Regions from separate parts of the Mus musculus genome. Here all the other regions are linked to region 2. Evidence: chromatin loops called from intact Hi-C (ENCODE). Cell type or tissue: left cerebral cortex. All regions are shown on one strand. Each heading gives the region's core, and the rest is flanking DNA. Links, peaks and the distances in the headings are about the cores only.

Evidence for each region. A loop is a pair of places that touch in the nucleus more often than their neighbours do. Peaks named below come from ENCODE experiments on the same cell type or tissue, not always from the same donor. Only the 100,000 strongest peaks of a DNase experiment are listed, where the experiment ranks them.
Region 1: a loop joins it to region 2, with 9 times the contacts of the local background. A loop is called at or near these places in 29 of 42 quality-filtered maps.
Region 3: a loop joins it to region 2, with 6 times the contacts of the local background. A loop is called at or near these places in 11 of 42 quality-filtered maps.

Annotation. Positions count from the first base shown.
Region 1 is chr15:11,377,050-11,384,730 of GRCm38, forward strand. It overlaps Tars (threonyl-tRNA synthetase), which reads right to left. Exons shown (of 19, transcript NM_033074.3): 19 at 6,614-7,110. The coding sequence ends at 6,962. Among named protein-coding and RNA genes, the nearest start is that of Gm34444, 14 kb to the left of the region's middle. In left cerebral cortex, for the core only: a CTCF peak has its summit at 3,377 (motif pointing left); a DNase peak (open chromatin) is centred at 3,366.
Region 2 is chr15:11,035,115-11,042,795 of GRCm38, forward strand. It overlaps Rxfp3 (relaxin family peptide receptor 3), which reads right to left and starts at 2,854. Exons shown (of 1, transcript NM_178717.3): 1 at 1-2,854. The coding sequence starts at 2,170. The coding sequence ends at 752. In left cerebral cortex, for the core only: a CTCF peak has its summit at 3,540; DNase peaks (open chromatin) are centred at 2,651 and 3,561; H3K4me3 peaks cover 374 bases.
Region 3 is chr15:10,918,160-10,925,840 of GRCm38, forward strand. No RefSeq gene overlaps it. Among named protein-coding and RNA genes, the nearest start is that of C1qtnf3, 30 kb to the right of the region's middle. In left cerebral cortex, for the core only: a CTCF peak has its summit at 3,151 (motif pointing right); DNase peaks (open chromatin) are centred at 3,208 and 4,565.

The DNA.
Region 1 (7,681 bases), core at 2,211-4,710, 340 kb after region 2:
AAATGCTTTTGACCTGTGGTGGTTGGAGTTACAGAAAGCTAAGTGAATGTGATCTCTCTCTGTCTCTGTCTGTATCTCTGCATCTCTCTCTCTCTCTCAGTGTGTGTGTGTGTGTGTGTGTGTGTGTGTGTGTGTGTGTGTGTGTTGAGTGTGTTGGTTTTGTGCCCAGGAAAGGGTGAAGAAGCTATGATTTACTGAACTAGAGCACTTGTATCCTTATATCACTCTCTACAGTCCTATCTTTATCTAGATTGTCCCCAAACACTGGTCCTATCAGCCACTTATTTAACTAAAGTGAACACACTGAAATATCCTTGCAAGTTCTCTTTGTAGTGGGGTGTTGTGATCCTTTTTTAGGGGATGATGATTTTAAATACAATCAATGTTTTCTTCCAGTTACAAGTAGTGCTATGTACCACAAACTTTTGTGTGGCACTGTATATTTTCTGGCCAAGATGAAGATCAACTGGCCCTGTTCTTCTTCCAGGTGTGTGCCCATATTAGGTGTGGGAGCTGCACACCAGGGTGGAGACTGAACCCAGGGGGAGTGGAAGAATATTTATATTCCATACAGTGTCCACTCATGAGGAGCCTCCTTACTGTATAAGGATTATGTCAGGCAGGGAGGCTGGGGACATAATGCACATCACTCCCTGTTGCCACCCTTCCTGATAGCAATCCATCATAAATATCAGACTCTAAGAACAGCCACATCCCTGCCATTTCTTGTCTGATGATTGGGGTTGAGTAACAGTGACAGAGAGACTATTGTTTTGGATCAAATGGTTTTAAGCCCCAACAGATCTGGTTAAAAACAAAACAGAGGCATGGAGGCTGTCTTAGTTAGGGTTTTACTGCTGTGAACAGACACCATGACCAAGGCAAGTCTTATAAAAATAACATTTAATTGGGGCTGGCTTACAGGTTCAGTCAGAAGTTCTGTCCATTATTATCAAGGTGAGAGCATGGCATATTCCGGCAGGCATGGTGCAGGCAGAGCTGAGAGTTCTATATCTTCATCCAAAGGCTGCTGGTGGAACACTGACTTCCAGGCAACTAGGGTGAGGATTTTATACCCACACCCACAGTGACACACCCATTCCAACCAGGTCACACCTATTCCAACAAGGCCACACCTTCAGATGGTGCCACTCTCAGGTCCAAGGATATACAAACCATCACAGAGGCTAAATAGTCACCTCTTGAAATTGCTTATCTGATTATAGAGAAAGTCAGGGTTATCAGTTAACAGCCAGTTTTCCTAAGCAAACCAGAGACAGTTGTCAGGGTAACCAAGTTCTCTCCACCTGAATCCTTACCTGAAAGGGAGTTTCCTTTTGTTCTGTCTCCTATGTTGGCCTTACAGGAAACTTAACATTGAGATGAGCCATCTGTTTTCTGTTTCGGCCTTTGTCTGTCTACAGACCAAGCCTCCCTTCTTGTTTTATTTATTCTGGCTTATGGAATGAACTACTGCCAAGTCTAAAGTAAAGCTAAAATCTTTGAGTAAAATTATTGTAATTATTATTATTATTGACTCTCTAATAGTAGTAACATACATTTCTGTCACTCAGCATGTTTGTTTTATGACACAGTATTAAATGCTTAGTTTAACTGGGTTTTGGTACCTTTTCCTTCTGATTGGGAAGGTAGGTTTCATCTGTGAACGGATCCATCACTAGCATTTGTGAGCAAGTGGAACAAAGGCACTCTGGCATGAATTTATCAGACCATCTGTTTTAGTCACTGTTCTGTTCCCATGAAGAGAAACAACGACCAAAGACAACTCTTAGAAAGAATTTAATTGTGGGCTTGCTTACATTTTCAGAGTTAGTCCATTAGCATCATGGTGGGGGCATGGTGGGAGGAGGGTACCACTCAACTCTGGAACAGTAGCTGAGAGCTACATCCTTTGCAGGCAGAGAGAGCAAGACCAGGCTTAGCATGGACTTTTGAAACCTCAAAGCCCATCCCCAGCAACACACTTCCCCCAACAAGGCTAACTTCCTGATCCATCTCAAATAGATGTGTTCCCTGATGACTAAGCAGTCAAACCTATGGGCTGATGGGGAGCACTCTTATTCAAACCACCACACCATCTAAGATGGAGCTTACAAAACTAAAAAGGCATGAAACCTTTCTAACATTGCAATCTCACTTCTGAGAAACTATTTTTGTAAGAGAGGAGAATTACATAGGAACACATGCAAACATTTTCTGAAGCATGGTTTGTATAGCAACAAAAGCAAAATTGCACAGGCCAAAATAAAAAAAGCCACATTGAAATTCCTAGCACTTTCTGAATTAAGTTGTGATAAAGTCATAGAACAGAATTTCATGCAGCTATTTTTTAAAACCCGGACCTATGTCCATTAACCCGAGAGTGCTGCCCTCTTCTCCCCCACTATGAGAGCTGTGACTTCAATGACACAGAGTTCAGTCTTAATCAACCCTGGACCGCTTAGAGACCCTGAAATTAATGGTTTCCAAAGTTCAGCTGAAACGTAAGCATGCACTCCTAGCTATTGGGGAGGAGCCTGAAGCAGGAAGATCACAAGGTTGCACCGCGCCTTTGGGTCTAGAGTAAGTTAATAAGACTCTACCTCAAAGCACAAAGCAGGCTGGAGGGTAGCTCACTGGCGCAAATGTAGTAGGTAAGGTGCCCTAGTTTCTAGCCAATCCCACCCCCAGAAGCTGGGGCAGTGAGGTGGAGGAATTATTTTATCCTAGTGGAGAAAGGAGATCTCTGGGCTTGTCATCTGACTGTCTCATTGTGTAGATTCCTGTTTCTGCAGCAACCTGCACTGCAAGTGATCTGCCGGACAGGATCCAGATAATGCACTGTTAGCACTCCACAGACCTCTCTCTGCTGGACTGTTTTCACCAGAATGACAAAGCATTCTTCCTGGGTTCCTTTGTCTTTGACAAGCTCACTGGTAGCTGTTGCATCTCCATATTCTGTGACAGCTTTGCGCCTATGAAGCGAGCACTGCATTTATTCTGCATATGCATCTGCTTCTCTGCTTATAAACCAGACACCCGTCCACTGTCTCCCTGGACCCCTGCCACATCACTCGCCTTCATCCACAGCGTGTTAGAAATGGCAGGGACAGTCCCAGTGCCCTTAGCTTCTTTGTTGCTTCTTGTGTGCTTTCCACGGTCGGTTATGGTGAGAGGCTACTGAGAGTGATCCGGGAAAGCCCCATTTCAAGCGATGAACATGATTCAACGATGCTGCCAGAGTCCATTACTCATCTCCAGTGAGTGGACAGGACAGTTCAAGCTAATTGAACTAATTAGGTAATTTTAAACTGATTGTACCAACTTTGGTGCTTGCATCTATCTGGCTAAAGAGGGCAAGACTGCCCTCTGCTGTCTGAAGGTAAGCTTTACACTTATTATATTCATACCTATATATGCCCAGGGTCACTGATACTGGATATCAGTAGCCACAGGACAGAGTACTTAAATTAATTACACCTTAACGTTGCTGTGGAGACATAATGCACTTGGAGAAGCTGAAAACTTCAGAGATTATCCCTTGGGAAGTCAGCTTTACTGAAGCCCCCAGTAAAGGACTACCTGTTTCTAAATCAACATGCATCCAGTCTGCTGTGAATCTGATCGAAATCATTTTCTCCTTTTCACTCAACTCCTCATTCTTTTGCTTAGTCTGCTCATCCCATTAGACCCACGGCTGCTCGTGATCCACTGGTTCAGGCACCTCTCCTCTGGACACCCATCAGTCCATTCCTCCATTCTCCACAGCCTCCACGCTCCCTCCAGGCCATCGCTCCCTCCTGAGAACTAGGCCCTGGGATTGCAAGTGCTTGAGGGCCCTTTTCCTCTTCAGATGAGCAGGGATCACAACCAGTTCGTTCACGGCCAGATTAGTTCTATTGTCAGAGCCCGAGTTTTCAGTGCAATGAAGAATACACAAGATCCTTTTGGTCTTGGGAAAGCAGGGTTTGAATGATTGTTATGCAAGCTGAAGTCAGAACACTGAGGGAAACAGAATATACTCGAGAGAAAAGATATTAGTGCTTTGAGTTTGAGAGGTCAGAGGCAAGTTGACATGACGGGGAGAAGTGCTGGAGTAGAAGTAACAGAACTCAGAGACTTGCCATGGCATTTACACACCATAGGACACAGTGTATACATCTGACAAGCAGCAAGAGGCTCGGAGAAGTTATATTTGTCCAGCTGGAAGTTGCAGTTAGAATAGCAACCCACAGATCATACCTGTGAGTCTACATCAGAAGGCCAGGGCTTTAGAATGGTTGGATTTAAAAGGAAACCGTCATTCATGGACGAAAAGCAGCAGCAGTAAGAGCCACATTGAAGGAAGTAGTATTAAGCCAAGTCAGTTGGCGGAGCACACGGAGTGTGACGATCTGAAGATGTACCCCTCAGTGAGAGCCTCGAACGATACCTGTGGGGAAACACTAGGAGCTGCTGGGAGTGGAACTCACCAACAGGAAGTGGCTTCAATTCTCCCCACTCCGTATAGCACACAGAACTGGTCTCCCAACTTTAGGACTGGAGAAAGGATGGGTATTTATCCGATAGGGTAAGAAGGACACACATGCAAAATGAGTTTTGATAGAAAGGTCTATAAGCCATGAAAACCAAGGCCTAGTGGGAAGAACCAGGGGCAGGAGATGCTCAGAGGTGAAATGAAAAGACTAAAACTTCTGTGAGACCCAACAGCACATAAAAGGAGACAGAAAAAGTGGCCATCTTTGATGTAACTGAGTATATCAGCTAGGGACCAAACCAGAAATCCGGCCACCCTAATTTAATTTAATGGAGATTTCCCATGTGTTCCGTCTACCCCTCCCAGAGTTAGGCGGTCCAGACAAGTTCATCAGGGCCCATCAAATAAGTCGTGTTTTCAGAATCTCATTGTCACCCACATGGGTCAAGCTTGTGGGGTCCTCCTGCTCCTACCCATGGTACTACACACATCCACTGCACACACCTGACCCAAACTCCTGGAACTGCTCTGTATTCATTCATACGTGCCTTCCATTTTTACAGCCAGTTCAAGATTGCAAGAAGTTTGCCAGCCTACTTCCTGTGCACACGTAAGGCAGCAAGCACAGCAGGAAAAGGACACAGTCCTTCAAGTCCCACACAAGACAGTCAACGTGCAGACTTGACACATCCACTCAAACGCCTTACTGTTCCAGCGGGCAAGCAGCCACAAACAATACCTGAATGGATGGACCTGTGCTCTGGAGTCACACATGGTATCTAATAATAAACACGATTGTCTTTATTAAGTCCCAGACTACTAGAAGTCAGTGGTTGCTTCTGGTTGATTTCATGCCTATGGATAATCAAGTAAATAAATTTAACACCTGAGAACATAGAGGAGAAATTAAACGTTATCAGTTCCATTGTATTTTCTTGATAGAGCTAAAACTACCAACAGAGCACAAGGAATGTGATGCTTTTACTATACAGTGGTTCCTGCTTTTCTCTAGCTGGCTGGCTCCTCGGCACACCAGCTCCTTCAATAAAATGTAGGTTACGGAAGCTGACTGTGTAAGAGCAGTCTGACACACCACACTGTAACCCGGTCCCCCGTGAAAAGGGAAGTGGGCCAGTGAATGCTCTGAAAGGCCCATAGAAACAAACGCTAAAACCATTTGCCCAGAAGGTTCCCGCCATGCAGTGCAAACCGGTCTGGCGGTGCGGCTTGGTGGTGAGGTGTGCATGCGCCTAGCATTCATCTGGCACTAATCCTCGACCCTGAACACTGGCTTTTCCATCATTAGGTCAAACAAAGGCAAATCAATAAACAGACCAGAAAACACTGGCTTCACGGAAATGTCTTAAAGTCTTGTCAAGATACACACAGAAATAAATTCCAAGCCGACCACAGTCTAACTGCTAAGGCACTTGGGAGTGTGCCATATGAAGTTTCCAAGAAAAAAGCCAAGGGTAAACATATGTCCTCCTTCACTAGAGGGTTAATCCATGTAAAACAGCTCCTCTTTGATGGAACCATTACAACACACTTGGTAGGGTTGCTATAGACCTGAACATCATCGTTGGCTTCTGAAAATAACTATAAAAATCACACAAGAGGGCTGGCAAGATGGCTCAGCGGTTAAGAGCACTGACTGCTCTTCTGAAGGTCCTGAGTGCAAATCCCAGCAACCACATGGTGGCTCACAAGCATCTGTAACGAGATCTGACGCCCTCTTCTGGTGTGTCTGAAGACAGCTACAGTGTACACACATATAATAAATAAATAGATAAATAAATCTTTTAAAAAATTACACAAGAAATTTCCCTCATGTTATTTTCCATAAAATGATTAGCTGGTATAGAAATTTGAAGTTTTTCATCATAATATAGATTATTTAACATGGAATAGTCTTCCATACACAGCTATTTCATTGAAGACACAGCTTTAAAAGTTTGAGCATCACTGTTTTAAGTTAAAGCTGTCTTCCCCAGAAGAAATAAAAATGTCACTAACAAGCCAGCACCCAGCTCCCACCTCAGTTAGGGATCAGCATACGCTATGCCTCAGATGGAGACTGAGGGGTACAACCTGACCAGCGCTTCTATATAACCGTGAGGACAGAGGTCTTGATATCTTTGGTAGTAAATTTTATTTTAACGCCATAATTCAACTCTGTTTTCTCCTTAGACACATTTAAAATCTTTTTATTTCCTAATTGATTGAATTCATACAAAATAACCCGGGTACATAAAACATCCCCATTTTTGGATCTTCCATTTTTGGAAAGAGGCATTTAATGAACAAAATACTTTAAATGGTTCTCTTAACCCCCATCTACAACATTCTCTAAGACTTGGCCAGATCAAAGGCCGATTCATGCAGACTGCAGAGCTACTCCACGCTCGGCCTGAAGCCACGCTTGCTTCCCGGTGTACAAGGTCTTCCCTGACACGGCGCCAGCTCGGGCACAGCGTGTGCCTGCTAGAACTCCTCCTCTGCCTGCTTGCTGCGCGTCTGCTTGAGCTGCTGCAGCCGCCGCACCGTCTCCTCCACTGTCCGCTCTCCGTGGACCTTATTGTCTCTCGTGCGGATGTTCACCGTGCCACTGGCTTTCTCTTTTTCACCAACAACTGAAACACAAGGCGCGAAGCTCTGTGAGACTTCAGTGAGAGACCTGGAAGGACTTTCCTCAACAGCAGAAATGATCCCAGGGCACCCGAACTTCCCTGTAACTTAAGATACACTGAGGTGGACAAATGGCCATATACATTCAGGCTTACAAAATGTTCTGGTTATTTTTAAAAAGGACCTCTTTAAGTACCTAAAACTTTTGGCCTGAGTCACTTAAGGCAGTGAACCTAATAAAAAAAACATCATATAAAAGCAATTCCACGTAGGGAGACATCGAACTGCCTGCCCTTCAGCAGTTTTCTCATCCCCAAACTGTCCTACCATGTGAATTGAGCACACTGAAGTTGTGAAGCAAGTGCCGCTGCTGGGCCTAATTCCCAGGACTGCCAAAAAGTTAAACACACACACACACACACACACACACACACACACACACACACACACACACACACACACGTGCATAATGGAACTGTGTGGTTTGAATGAGACTGGCCCCAACAGGATGATTGCTTGGTCCCCAGGTAGTGAACTGGTTTGGGAAGGATTAGAAGGCGTGGCCTCGTTGGAGGA
Region 2 (7,681 bases), core at 2,340-4,839:
GAGGGGGGGCTCCTAATGTTCCCACACCCCCAGCAGAGCTTTTCCGGATGCTTGCTGGTTCACCTCCAACAATAGACCAGAGCGCCAGGTCTCCAGACTGCCCTCAAGACATTCCGGATAACTAGGCTTCCGGAGACACTTATGCAGTCCCCCTGTTCCTTCAGGGTCTCTCTGTTTCGTACCCTCTAATCACAGTGCTCTCTTTGGCACCTCATGCCACTGCCTAAAGACTCCCGGTGACATCTCTGCTCAGATGCGTGGTATGGCGAGGAGGAGATCAGTCTCAGCTCGTGCACATTAGCCCTGTCGAGGGTGATAAAGGATACCGGGGTTTAACTTCTCATTCTTTCCCAGATGGTTACAGCAAGTTAGATGCTTGCTTGGGACACTCCCAGGTCAAAGAGCTTAGGAAAGGCTATATGAGCACCAACTCCTACACAACTCAATCCCTCTGCTTCTCTGATCCTTCCCCAGCTTCTGGGTGTCCCAGTGTTCAGCGCGCACGTGCAGAAATGGGGCTTGGGATAGAAGGCATGGAGTGGGAACTAGGAGGCAAGGCTGCTTGCTCTATCTGGTCCCAGGTATTCCTTCCTTAATGTGATTTCTGCAGGGACAGTCCTCCTCTGGCGCCGTCACAGTGCTCTTCCCCACATCCCTTTCCCAGGAATTTCTCCATTCTCACCCCTTCAGCCTCCAAACTGTTCTCCCTTCCCTCTCCTTTTCCTTGAAAGACCTTGAGCCTTGGCAGGTCTCAGTAGGCAGAGCTACTAGGGAGCAGGTCGTAGCGACCCCCGCTGTAGACCACCACACCGGGTGGATAGTAGATCAGGTCAGGTTCGGCAGCAGCATTAAGCGGCGCCAGGGCCTGCAGCCCGTGATCTTCAGGTTCTGGCTTGGTGGTGGCGGTGAAAGGGCGCATGTTGGTGAGCGAAGGCGAGGCTATCCGCCACAGCAGGTTCTTGAGCGCCTTGCGGAACTCGCGGCGCACTAAGCAGTAGAGGATCGGGTTGAGGCAGCTGTTGGAGTGCGCCAGGCACACGCTGACTGGGAACGCGTACACTTGGCACTGAAAGTACTCCTGGCTGAAGGGCACGGCGTTGAACTTGATGAGGATGCTCCAGGTGGTAAGCGCCTGGTTGGGCAGCCAACACAGGAAGAAGGAGAGGACGACGATGGTCACCGACTTGGTGACCTTGGAGCGTCTCCTAGCGCTGGCTGTACTCAGGCCTCCCCCAGGCGCTGCTGCTGCTCCTACTGCATCTGTTGTCCCAACTACGCGACGGTCGGAGATGAAGCGCACAAGCAACAGGTAACACAGACTGATGATGCTCAGCGGCAGCAGGAAGCCCAGCAGCACCTTCTGCAGGTGGTACAAACCCAGCCAGAACTGCCTGTCCCAGCCCAGTAGCTTGTCTGGAAAGTGCATGAGGCAGAGCTCCTCACCCAACACCCTGATGGTGGTGGAAAAAATGGCATTGGGCAGCGAGGCCAGCGCAGCCGAAGCCCAGATCAACCCACACAGCACCTTGGCTGAAAAACAGCAGCTCTCCCTCAAGCTCTGGCCGCAGCAGTCGCCACGGCCACGCCCTCGGGTCCGATGGCTCTTGAGAGCCGAGGCCACCGAGTGGTAGCGCGCCACGCTCATAGCAGTGAGGAAGAAGACGCTGGCGTACATGTTCATGGATGTCACCATGGACACGATCTTACACATGGCCTTGCCGAAGGGCCACTTGAAGTCTAGTGCGTTCTCCACAGCCCAAAAGGGCAGAGTGAGCACGAACTGAAAGTCAGTCAGTGCCAGGTTAGTGACAAAGAGGTTGATGGAGGATTTGCGCCAGCCTTGCTTGCTCTTCATCAGGTAGAGAACCAGCAGGTTGCCGGCCAGTCCCAGGGCACAAACCACCCAGTAAACCGCGCTGATGAGGATCCGTACCCTGGCCTCAGTGTCTGTGCTCTCTGCCCCGCCGCCACCCGGAGGATGCCCAGGCGCCGCACCGTCTGGCAACTCTAGCCCCAGCTCCCACCACAGATCCTGAAGCTGCAGCGACGCATTGCCGCTGGCGTTGGCCACTTCCAGCAAGTCTGGGGTCAGAGCGAAGAATTCTGAGAGCTCATCACCCGCAGCTGCTTTCCTCACGGTGGCCGCGGGGGTTGCAGAAGCCACCTGCATGCTCAGGTGCGCCTTAGTCACGTTCTGCAAGCCGACTACCGAGAGTCAGCGCTTGCTCCGGGTGTGGTACCCAGGCGGGCGCGCAAAGCAGGTGCCTGAGCTTTCTATGTAGACGCTCAAAAGGGCTCCTGGAAACTGGATGCTGAGCCGCGTTGGCGCCCAGAACCGCCTTGGGCGCAGGGGTTGGCTGCACTCAGCATCAGTTCTTGGTGGGTTTAGAAGAGAGGATAGTTCTAGGCAAGTGGCTGGGGATCAAGGTTCCTCCTGGTGAGAACTGAGTCTCCAGCTACCTACTCTAAGACTGAGTCATACCCCTCTGCTTTCCTGCTGTCACTTAGATGCAGTCCCCTACTCAGGAGCACGGCTCTCCCAGTACCTTTGTTGGCTTCTGAGGTTGCCCGGAGGAGTTTCTCTCCTTCTAGAGGAAAACAGATCGTGGACATCTGTGTCTCGCTCTGACTGCCTGAAGGCTGATTCACGCCATCACTTCCTGGAGCTCCGTTGGTGTTTTCTGTGTGTCCGATATTGTCAACCCCCAGTGAGTTGCCAGCGTTTGATGAGTTACATTGGCACCCACCTCTGCTGAGAGCCCCGAAGAGCTTGCATAATCTCCGTGCGAGAAGATGGGGGTGCTTTCCGAAGTGCTGAACCCCGCGCGCCACGCAGGGAGAGGCAGAGTCTACTGGCAACTAACTCCCCTTTGTTCCAAGTTGCAGAAGGAGTGGTCTTAGTCTTTTATTTTCTCGGTGTCTGGAGTGAGTCTGAGTCTGCTTTCTTCCTTTCTTATTTTTATTAGGACGAGGTTTTTTTTTCTCCTTTCTCCCCACCTTAACACAATAGTTTGTTTCTCCCACTTACACAATAGTAACACCCTTTGTTCTTTAAATCAAATAACCAATCTTTTCCTAGTACTCAAACTGAAGCCCCATCTCCCCTCTAATTAGCTGAACACTTACCTGGTGTCAGATTGGCAGAATTCTAAGGGTTGATGTTTGCCTGGAATTGAGTATATTTTAAGAACTGAAGCTACAGGGGGCCGTGGGGAGGGGGAGACGTGTTACGTCTCAACTTTGCAGTTTATTTAGATGCCAGGTTAGTTGCTCTTAGAAGGACTTAAGGAAGCTGAAGTGTTTTCTTGACAGAAGAACTAACCTGAAAAACAAGTATGCTAAGCATGCAGTAATTGCCCTCACTTCTGGGATAATACTTGACTTTACTAACAGTAATTGGGGATATACGGACAGATGGAGCGAAAGAGATAAAGACTTGTAATCAGTCAAAGGAACAATAAAAGAGAAAAGAGGTCCTCGGCAACCTTAAACAGTCTTAATTCCAAAGTGGACTTTAAAAGGGCACTTCGCTGCAGACGCTGCATTTCTCGATTTTACCAATAGAGGTCGCAAGAGCTTCAGTAAAAAAAAAAATCAACTGGCCTTCGATCAGTTTTAATATGTTGAAGTTCTCTGCCCTGGTAATTCTGTGCTTCTGTGGACCCCTCCTTGCATCCTGGCTTTATAGCCTCGCCTTCAAGCGCACGTTCTCACTTTAAAAAAGCGTTTTCTTCCTCTGCCAATTTCTTTCTTTTTTATTGTATTTCAAGGGCTACTGAAAACCAAGGAAACCTGTGGTGATACGGAAAGTCCTATGCAGTAAAGGTCTTAGTCTGCTCACTCATCTAACAAATACTTACTTAGCCTCGCTTTGTTAGGTGTTATTCCATGACTAGAAGACTTTATGGTAAGTACAATCTGTAGAGTTCACACTCAGATGGGTGATACAAATAGTTAAGAGTTGTGTGATTGTAATATAAGTAGAAAAACAAAGCAAAATGAATCATAAACCATGTCTAATGAAGTTTGAACTTCCTGAGACTGTCAGGAGGCAGACACTGAGACAGACACTGAGCATAGGGGCTGCTGATATTATTAAGAAGAGAGTCCTATTGACTTCTGGCCACTAAAGAAATGAAGCCAAGGGGATTAGATAGAGCTCAGAAATACTGACGAGTGCTCTGCTCTTTGGAGGTCTGTGGTATAGGCTGAGAGATTCACTTAGCTAACTGCCAAAGCAAAAGAATGAAGTCATGAGTTTGGCCCTCTGGGGTCTTTGGTGTGTGTCTCTCATCTGAGAAGTCATTTTAGTCTAAAGTATAATTTCCAGGTTTTGGAAACATTGACATTCTGACTCAGGTGACCATCACTCTTGACCTGTCTCCACTAGATATTAGTAACGGTTTTCTCTCCTGCCGTGTATTCCAAAATGTCTCTGTAAATGGCAAGGTGTTGCCTGTAGCAAACACTCCCCTTTCTTGTATTTTTAAGAATCTATGATCTAAAGGCAGTGTCAGGGGAGCGGTGCACTGGAGGATGTGGGAAATCCTTTGTGGTCTCATTCCCATTTCTAGGAAAATAATCCAAAAGGCATTGCCTTTAGGCAGGAGTTAAAAGTATGTGTACAGAAGTGGCATAGTATACTGTCTTAGGCTAGGTGCACGCCCCTCTCATCATTGATGCAGTGCATCTTCCCAACTACAGAGCCTTGACCCTCCTCGATGCTCCTCAGTTAAACTACAGTGGAGCTGATGATACTGCTAAGAGCATTATGTCTGATTGTTGCTCAAAGGGGGAGATTTTCCTAGGGAGTCAGAAGCTAAGACTCCTGGCCTCCATCTGTAGTGAGGTAAGTTGATCTCCTGGTTCTGAATTCTGCCTCCATCATGTGCTGAGGGATGTTTCAGGTCACCCAGGGGCTGTAACCGTAGCTATGGGATACCCTGCTGCTAGTGTTACACAGGCATCTTAGAGTGAGGAGGGTCCCAAAGGCCAGTAAGTGTTTGTATCTTTACAGCCTGATTCTTACACACCTCCCAGTGATGCTCCAGATGACACTCCTCAAACGGGCACTCCAAGTCTTAGAGGTTGTGCAGAGGTCTAAGGCTCTCAGGCTTAGGAATGAGTAAGCTTGGGGCTGACCCTGAGCCGTCAGATAACAAGTCCATTCCACAGTCACGTGATCTGTCTAGCCTCACGAGCCCTGTGTAAGGAAGTAACTGGCACTCCAGAATAGCCTGAGATAGTTGCTGGCCATGCAACATCAAAATTACTGGGGTGGGGGGGAGCTTGTTCGAATTCATTTTCCAGACTTTTTTCACATCCCACACCATCTTCAGAGATTCTGGTTCTCAAAAGGGTTGAAAAGGAGCCTGGAGATCTACAATTAGAACATTCTGCCAGGAGACTCTAATTTTTTTTTCTAAGTTTGAGCCTCTGTACTAATTTCCATGTAAACTCTAAACCTCTAGGTAAATAATTTTGAATTCTTGGGAACAATGGCCTCCAGTGATACTTCACTATACACGTGACTTGAGTAACGATACAGGGGCCATGGAGAAGATTGGCTGCTTTCTCCTACAGTTCAAATCCTTGTTGATCTGAAGGGGCACTGCTGCAGAGGTGCTGGGAGCACTAGCTCTCTCAGGATTCAGCCTGAACCCTCAGGAATGGCTGCTCGTCAGTGGCCCTCTCACTGAATGTTGTCAAAGCACCGGCCAGCACAGCTAGAAAGATCTTCATTGCTTAGTCTACTCTTCCAAGTGCATCCCAGATAATGTGTAAGATTTTTTTTTTTTGACTAAGTGTATGACGAAAGGGCAAATTCCCTTTCCACATAAACTCATTGTCAGAGAAAACGAGACTCTGGACCATTTATCTGCAAAGCGCTGACCCCGTTTTGCTCCGATGGTGTATGCATACAAACATGAGGGAGAAAAGCCTGTCAGGGTGACATAAGCCATCAGGTGTGCTGTTAAAAATGACACCACATCATGTCGTTGATTGCCTTATGGATCCCTCCTGGAGAGTTGAACCATATGTAATTTGTTGATATTGTTCAAGAATATAAACGTTGTGGAAAAAGGAGAAGAAAGGGTGCCCCTTTTCAGCAGCTTGATTTTAAGTCAGCCATGGTGCACTCCAACTTCCCATCCATTACTTGGACTGTCAAGGTTTATCACTGTGGGAGTTCAGATATCAAACTGTGTTTCTTGGCTGGCACTGCCATTGTTAAAGATGTCCTTGCAAATGTTTCCTCTCTTTGTCCACGTCAGATATTTTCGGTCTTACTCATACTTCAAGCTTAGGCAAAAATGCTACCATTTTGAGAAAGGTTGCCTAATTCTCTGAAAAAAAGAGGCACCCTTCCCACCTCCTCAGTGCTTCTTTTCAGGCACACACTCCACACAACAGATTCTGTAGCTTTTTCTCTGTATTTTTTTTTCCTGCTGGGAAGGTGTGTGTTATGATCACCCTTGAAGCTCATAACCACACAACATGTTTTTTATAAAAGAAAGATTTAACATTAATGATTTAAACCTCCAAGTTAAGATACTGGGGGGAAAAGAATCAATAAATTACCTCCAGGAGGTAGAACCAGAAATGTGCATGCAGAGCCTCGGTAGGATTAGACATTGACTTTCTTGCTACTAGGTCATAGAGAGATAGGTAGAAAGGTCTCAAGAGAGGGTCGGAGTGTCTGGGGACAGGGCTACTTGGGATCCTGAGAAAGAGGCTAACTAATAGGAATATAGATAAATATACATACAGATATGCACATGCACACACACACACACACACACACACACACACACACACACACACACACTTCAAGTTTGTATGTGCCGCCTGAGCACACAGGGTCAGTTCAACACAAATGTGGACCATCACGGTGTTGTGCATTCTCTGGTCAATACAACATGGCCACCTTTGAGCTACAGGAATAGTGACTCCGTAGTCATTCACCCCACGTCGAAGCAACTCCTCTCCCTTTCTTTGTCTGCCACACGCTCTCTTTGCTCAGGCAGGCCTTCCTTGACTATTCCTCTTGACGGGACCACAGAGTCTCTCTCTTAAAGATATTTTAAAATCATTTTCAGCTTTGAATTTCATTTGAAAGTTACATGCATGTATGTGATAAATTTCTGCTCACCTTCCTCTCCATTTCCTTCTGCCATGCCTGCTCCTCACCCACTGATGCTTTTCTTCCCGCGTTCCTACTCTCATGCCCCCCACCCCCACGGAGTTGAACTGCAATTACTTGCATGAGCGTGACTTATCCGAGGCTGCTCCACTAGAGAGGGCTGTGAGCTCTGATAACCATTAACTCTCTGAAGTCCTCCAGTGGGCATTGGAGGGTGTCTTGGATTCCTTCCCTATGCAGGATGAAGTGGTGATAGACCCGGTCGTAAGCAGATAGCCACATCTCAGACCACAGTGTCCAGGAGACACTCTTTCCCATTATTTTTCTCCATCTTCTGGCTCTTCCATTTTCTCTGCCCATCTTCCTTGACGTCCAATGGGCCTTCGAGGGGTTGGTAGAGATGTCTCATTTAGGGTTGAGCACTCCAGAGTCATGTGTTCCCAACAGTTTGCCCTAGGATTTGTCTTGAAGATTCAACTCATACATTAGTTGGTTTTTGGAAGACTTTGTAATTCCCTGTGTTCCCTAAAGAGAATC
Region 3 (7,681 bases), core at 2,211-4,710, 120 kb before region 2:
ATATTTTTTTCTGAATAAAAAAAATATTCTGCTAACACCACCACCACCAACAACAACAAAATGATTGAATGAATGAATGAATGAATGACTTTTCTTGATAAGCTTACAGCACTCCATGGATGTAGTAAAGCTCAACTTCTGAAGTATCACCTGCTGCCCTTTGTATGGCTGGGCAAATGGGTTCTGTTGCATGGCATTTGAGTAGCTTGGGAGATAGCACTAAGGCAGCCTTCTGTTTATGGTGCCTTTGCTTTCTTACTCTGCTGCCAGGGCCAGTCCTGAACACATGGTCCTTTCCACACCACCTCTGAGTGCTGAGATCACAGCTGTGCTGGTTAGGTTTTGTCAACTTGATACAAACCTAGACATACTTGAGAAAAGGGAATTCCACTTGATGACTCCCTTAAATTGACCTGTCTGTCCGTATGCTTGTGCAGATTTTCTTGATTACTAATTAATGAGGGAGGACTAAGCCCACTGTGGGCATTGTCATCTCTGGGCAGGTGGTCCAGGTTGTATAAGAAAGCAAGTTTGGTAAACAACAAAGGGCAAGTCTGTAAACAGTGCTCCCCAATGGTGTTTGCTTCAGTTCCTGCCTCCAGGTTCCTGGCTTGAACCCCTGTCCTGACTTCCTTTGATAATGGATGGTGATGTGGAAATAAATGTGAGCCCAAAACTCCTCCCCAGAGCTGCTTTTGGTCACATTATTTATCACAGCAATAGAAAACAAACTGGAAAACATATGTGGTACCATGCCCGGCTGACAAACTGTACTTTTGAAAGTTGCTCTTCCTGTTGGTCCCGATCTGTGAAGTGGAAGGATAAGGAGAAGAACTGTACACTGGAGTCCCTTCAAGCTAAGAAGTTTGGATAGACCCGGTCACCCTTCAGAGCTGCTTTACTACCACCTATGAACCTGGACAATAATAATATCCAGCCCTCATCCTAGGAATCACTGATGCCCCAAAGTGGGAATTTCTGATTTCGTTGGAGGCTCAGTTGAGTCATGTGATGTTTCTCTGTGAACTGTCTTAGGTTTTGCTGAACACAGAGATGTTGAAGCTGCCTGGTGAAAGGACATGTGATGTTTTGCTGGAGCATGTGCCTGGGAGGATATGTGATGTTTGGAAAGAGGGTAAGTCTAACCCAACACAGAGTGAATGGGTGCTCCTGCACTGCTTTCCTCGATGATCTTCTGTTGTCATGACTTTGTAGCGAGAAACACACCAAAGGACTCCTGGTGGCATTCCAGCTGCTCCTCACCACTTCTGTGGACTTGTGGCAATTGGTGGAGCCTCACAGTTTCTTCTGGATCAAGCCACTGCTACTGACTCATGTTTGGTGTTTTGCTAATGGCCTGCACTGCTGACAATGATCTTTGGAATCACCCCAAAGAACTATTTCTAAACAGATCTACGACTCCGGTATCAGATTAACCTTTCTTTTCCTCTACCTCTTGTGGGTGCTGGGCTAGAAGGGAGGTTGAAGTGTTAAAGAGCCATAATCAAAGCCTCCAGTGCCCAATCAGAAACCGTTTGGAAAGCCTCTAGGAGAATGAGAACAGCTGGAGAAGAAGACGATTACTAACCAGACTCAACCCAACACAGCAGAATGGTGCTAAACTGGTTTCTCTTTTACTTTGTTCTGGTTTTGTTTGTTTTTCAGTTCTAGGGTTAGTGCTGTCTCTCAAGCTATACAGGGTTAAATTTGCTGAAAAAGTTTGACATGGTCAAAGGAAGTTTCAAGTATACATTAGTCATTCTGAAATGAAGTTTTAGTGTTTTAAAGGTTCTTAACATTATCTTATCTCCTCCTTTTCAAAACATTTTTGATTTTTTTCTATTAGAATTTAGAAACCCCAAAGTTACAAAACAGTTGAAAACCACTTCCATGGAGAACCATATGGAAAGAAGCTTGGGGCCAGCAGAGAAGTGTTCCAACCCGGAGAATGAGCTGTGGCCTGGGGTCTCAGGCAGTGCTATGCAAGGAAAGGGTTTATGCATTTGTTTAAACATCCACATTTCTCAGTAAGGAGACATCTGCAAGGTGCCCTCTGTTGGAGGTCAATTGCTAATCTAGTAATGCCAGCAGGGAGAAAATTCAAATCAAGAGGGAAATGTGCAAACTAGTATTCAATCTTTTAAATCTTTGCTATGTAATTTAAGGAAAAGATTTCATTACTTAACCTAAGTTTAGCCAAGTCATGAATTGCAGAATGTGTTTGCTCAATAAAGGTTCGAGGGCAGCGTTTTTTTCAGTTCCTCAAGGCAAACCCGTTGTCATAATAATATCTCTAAGTACTCAGCGAACTCTTCGAGAACAGCAGTATGGAAGTTTTACCAAAGGCAACCTCTGACCCTTAAGATACATTTTACCCCTAAAACATTCATGATCTATCACAGTAAAGTGATGATTGCTACTTTTAACTGGAGAAGACTTTATAGAAGTGTTCCCTCCTTTGGTCTGAGATGTCTCTCTCCTCCACCCTCTCCATAGCACCCAATTCTCCTCCTTTAAAAACTATTCATTAGTTTTATGTGCATGTGGGAGTCTGTGTGTGTACTTAATCTTACAGTTACCCACAGAGACCAGAAAAGGACATCAGATCTCTTGTAATGGGAGTTACAGGTAGTAATGAGCTGCCTGATGTGGGTGCTGGAAACTGAGCCCAGGTCTTCTGCAAGAATAACCAGGGTCCTAAACTACTGGGCTGTTTGTCTCTCAGAGCTCCCACTAACTCCCTTTCTTATCTAGACCCTCTAGCCAGACGACCAGTGCTTTGTTACTGTCTCAAGAAGATGCCATTAATAAATGTTCTCGGAGTGATACTGAGATGGAGGAAAGGCTGTATTGTCTAGTGTGTATCCATTAGTTCCTTGACACAGATCACTTTCTTCATTGTCCTTCCTGATCTCAAGGTCTGAGCTACAGTTTTGAGGAACTGAAGGGCAAGGAGGAAAAGGGGAGGAGGTAGAGTAAGCCACCCTGGCTGGGGGAAGGAGTGGAGCCAGTATATTCCAAGCGGCCTTGGGAAGACAGCTCTGACTGACAAAAGGAACTGTCACAGGTGGTGGTCAAAGGCTCCTGACACACCCGCTTCAAGCTTCACAGGTGAAGCTTCCTGTTGTTTCTAAGGTCCGGCAGAGGGTGCTATTGCCCAACACAAGCTACTCTCAAATCCAAAACTATTTCTCAGTTGGGTAAAAAATTTCCCCTTCCTATCTGAATCTGTGGAAATTCATCTATTGAGCAGATCGATTTTCCCAGCTCTTGTGAGCTGTGATGGAGATGTCTGTGTTTATGACAGAATCTCTGCGGGCTACATGCTGCAGCAGAGCCGATGTCACCACTATAGCTGAGACCAAAGAGATGCCTAGGAGGAGAACACAATTTTACTGTATATAGGGTGCACGTGAGTCTGATATGGAAGCTCAATATGCAAACACTTTCACACACGTGAAAGAAATTCGGTAGTAGAAGAAGCGAAGGCTCAACATTTCAGGACAACAGAGAACGCACACAAGCAATGCAGGAGCCCTTGAGTGAAAAGTCCTACAGCGAGTCACCTTCACAGTGTCTCTTTCTTTGATTCCAGCCAAAGTCCCTTGGGAAAAAGAGGTTGAACATGCCCAGAACTGAATGACCCACTCTCTTTATGCAACAGCTGTACATACCCAGAACTGACTTATCTACCATCTCTATACCCTAGCTGTGTACTCTCATGACTGCACTTGTTCTGTTTCGGTCTTCACAGCGTTCTCCATGAGTTTGGGCTAAGGGTGCCCAGGAATGTGGTTGGCCCCTTTCGTCTTTGATCCAGGGACCCACAGCAAGCTGGTTCAGCGCTGTACATCTTAAATTGAGCTTGCCTAGGAGTGTGTCCCAGTGGTCTTCTTAATGTGCTCCATGTAATAAGCCCCTCTCCATGTGCTCCCTCTATGGTTATGTTTATTGTCTTTGCCCTTGCTGAGAAATCATGGTGTTCAGTTATCCCCTGAGAAATCATGGTGTTCAGTTATCCCCTGAGAAATCATGGTGTTCTGTTATCCCCTGCCAAAGTACTGACTGGACAGATTGGGCAAGCCTTGACTTATCACAGATGGTTGTTACATCAGCCTCTGGCATCATTATGGCTACCATGTACTAGGTTAGGTGTCTAGAAATGTTGTTGACTTATAGCTCTAGGATTTAACAACAAGGTTTATTAAGAAATGACTAAGTTGTATAGCAGGTTGTTCATGCAGCACTAAATAATTATTCTAACTCATTACAAGGAAACTTAGGCAAATGGGCTTTTTGTCATAGAAGCTAAATAATGGTTAGAGGCAATTTAGGTTTGGCCATGGAGGCCACCGTAGGTGCCAGTGTTTAAGGCTCTGTTAATTCAGAGTCACCCAGGAGAGACGAGTAGTGGCATGCCCTGTCTGTCAGTTTCAGACTGGGTTCCTTACAGATCTGGAGAACGGTACTGAGGAGAAGGAGTTTGAGGAGCTGGTTCCAAGTTTACATAACATGAATGCAGACGCAGAGACATTTGGGGGCCAGCCATGGCTTAGCAGCTGAGTCCTAATCACTGTTCCTTTGCTGTGAAGAGACACTGTGACCATGGCAACTCTTACAAAAGACAGCATTTGACTGGGGGTTTGCATACAGTTTCAGAGGCTTAGTCCATTATCATGGTGAGGAGCATGGTGACATGCATGATGCTGGAGCATAAGCAAGGGGCTGCATCCTGATTTGCCGGCAGAGAGAAGAGGGAGGAAGAGGGGGAGAGAGAGAGGGAAGGAGGGGGGAGAAGGGAGGAGGGATGGAGGGAGGGAGAGGGAGAGAGAGAGAGAGAGAGAGAGAGAGAGAGAGAGAGAGGAGAGAGAGAGATATAAGAGACTCCTAATCCTTTTAGTTCTTTCACATAATGCCATTCCCTGGTGACTAAGCATATATATATATATATATATATATATATATATATATATATACACACACACACACACACACACACATATATATATATATATATATATGCCTATAGGGGTAGACATTCTTATTCAGACTACCACAGGCTGTTTGACTGAACAGTTTTATAACCCATTTTCTTATGCATATGGAATTCTGTATGAGGAGGTGTTAAAGGAAGTCTCCAAATGTAAAGAATGAAATGTGAAAAGAGACTCTCCAAGGCCTCCCTCTGACAGACCTCACTGAAAGAGGACTTTTGGTTGTTCAAGTCACCATCTGTGAAGACTCGGGGGTGAGCAGTGGAAGACAAAGGAATGACTCCATGCCTATCTGGGACTCTGATCTGTCCGCTGACCAACTGCAGAGCATCCTTCTGCCACTGGAATCTCGCTCTGGATTCCCCTCATATATTTGGTCTTAGAGAACTGTAGAGAAAGAAACGAGACAACCCACACAAAGTTTATTACTTGGAGGTGAGAGTGTACCATGGCCAACAGACAGTTGTCACTGACCAATTGCCTATCCACATTTTGTGCAATTTCTGTGTGCTATTTCTAATGGCCCTGGAACAGACAGCTTTTTTTTCCCAATAGCAGGGTGATTTGGAATAACTTGGATAGTGTCCTTGCTATTTTCAGAAATCCTCCAGGTAGATCATAATTTCACAATTAGACAGTTGTTGGTTCTGTTCCAGCAGTTCAGAGCATCCTGTTTCTATCTAGGGACAGAGAAATGACTCAGATCCAAGACTTGGGACCAGCAAACAGCACTGGGTTCTACAAGCTATTGCTTATGGGGGAAGGGCCATCCTTAGTGGCCTCCAAGCCTGTGAGTATCTACCCAGTGTCCTATGCCTTTGTGTTTGCTGCCAGAGCCATGATGATGCTTATTCTGGGGATTAATTTTTGAAAAATTTACACTTGAATCTCTAGCAAGCACTTTGTAGATTTTGTTATCCCTTTATTAGGTTCTGAGTACACACAGTGAAGCACTTTTTCATTAAAGAAACAAACAAACAAGCGGTTGTTTAACCCAGTGCAAAGTCTCTCTCTCTCTCTTCCCCACCCCAGGCTAGGCTTAAGTGACTTTAAATGGCTGATCAGCTGGCCTTCACCTCCCAAGTGCTAGGATTTCAGGTTTAATCAGTGCTGGGCATCAAACCGAAGGCTTGCTGTGCACTGAGCAAGTGTGCTACCAACTGAGCTATACTCCACCCTGAACAGTTTGTTTCTTCTCTGCCATCAGCAACAGTGATTCACTGTATTTCCTGGGCCAGTTTTCCAGGTGCCTTGAATCTCACTTAAGAAAATGCTCCACAAGATTGGGATTTTTCTTAATTAGTGATTGGTAAGGAAGGGCCCAGCCCACAATGGGTGATGCCACTCCTGGGTTGGTGGTCCTGGGTTCTATAAGAAAGCAGGCTGAGCAAGCCATGGGGAGCAAGCCATTCAGCAGCACCTTCTATGGACTCTGCATCAAGTCATGCCTCTAGGTTTCTACCCTGTTGGAGTTCCTGTTCTGACTTCATTCAATCAGGGACTACAACACAGAAATAAATGTAAGCCCAATAAACTCTTTCCTCCCCAACTTGCTTTTGGCCAATGTGTTTCATCACAGAAATAGTAACCCTACTTAAGAGATCTTACCCATGATTTTGCCAACACATCTCCCAAATTGTAAAGAATGCTGGGTTTGTGTTGATTCAGATTGTAAGATTTGTTTTTGCTGTTCAGGTTCTAGGCTTGAAGCTCACCAAAGAAAGCAATGCATACGGTCTATCTATTGAGAGCAAAGGAAAACATGGAGGTGGTGTAGGAGGGGACATGGGAGGGGCAGGAGGGAGGAGAGTGAGGGGGGAGCTGATGTAATTATATCTTAATAAAATTGTAAAAAAAGAAAAGTAATATAGTGTTATTTATTCATTATGACAGTTATTCCAAATTAAAACCAACATTTAATGCAATTTCCAGTTAATGTTTTTGGAGATCTTTATGTAAATATTTCATTACTTAAAATGTTGGTGATAGGTGTTAATAGCACAAATATGTACAAAAAAGCAGATGATAAATTATCAAATACATAAATGCTCTTGCTGTGTGCCTGAGTGTGTAATGGGGAATTATAATGGACATTTTAATCATATCTCTGCTATAAATATAACAAAAGAAAAACTCAGTAGGGATAATATTCTATGTTGCTTAGTCTTAACTGCACCAACAAACATTATAGTCCATAGACTCCTCCATATACTGTGGTGTGTACACAGAAAAGATTGATCCAAGTAAAGTAAGCTGAAAGGCTTCGAGGCAGGCCCTGGAGTCTGATCATGACTTCCAGCTTGTTGCTGGCTGGATGTTCTTAGTAACGGACTGTCTTATGCCAGGGAGTCCATTTTTCACATCCCATTCAGAAACCAGCCCATGGACCATTTGCTGGGTTAAAGGTCCTCTGCTTCTGCAGTTCTGCAGCTGATCTGCCCTGCTTTACGGCTGGCTTCTGCAGCCTCAGGCTAGCACCTCAAAGCAACAATGGCAGGAGGCTAGGCAAAGCCTCTTGGCAGGGAACTGTGCTTCTGTAAGTTGAAGCCTCAGGGAGAAAAGGGGAGGGCGACTTATCTATGCCCTTTGTTCTCAGCACCTGTAGGACTCTCAGAGCGTGTGTTCACATGGTAAAAAAGCTCACTGCAAGTTTGCACATAAATTCAGTCATTAATCGAATAAGAGGT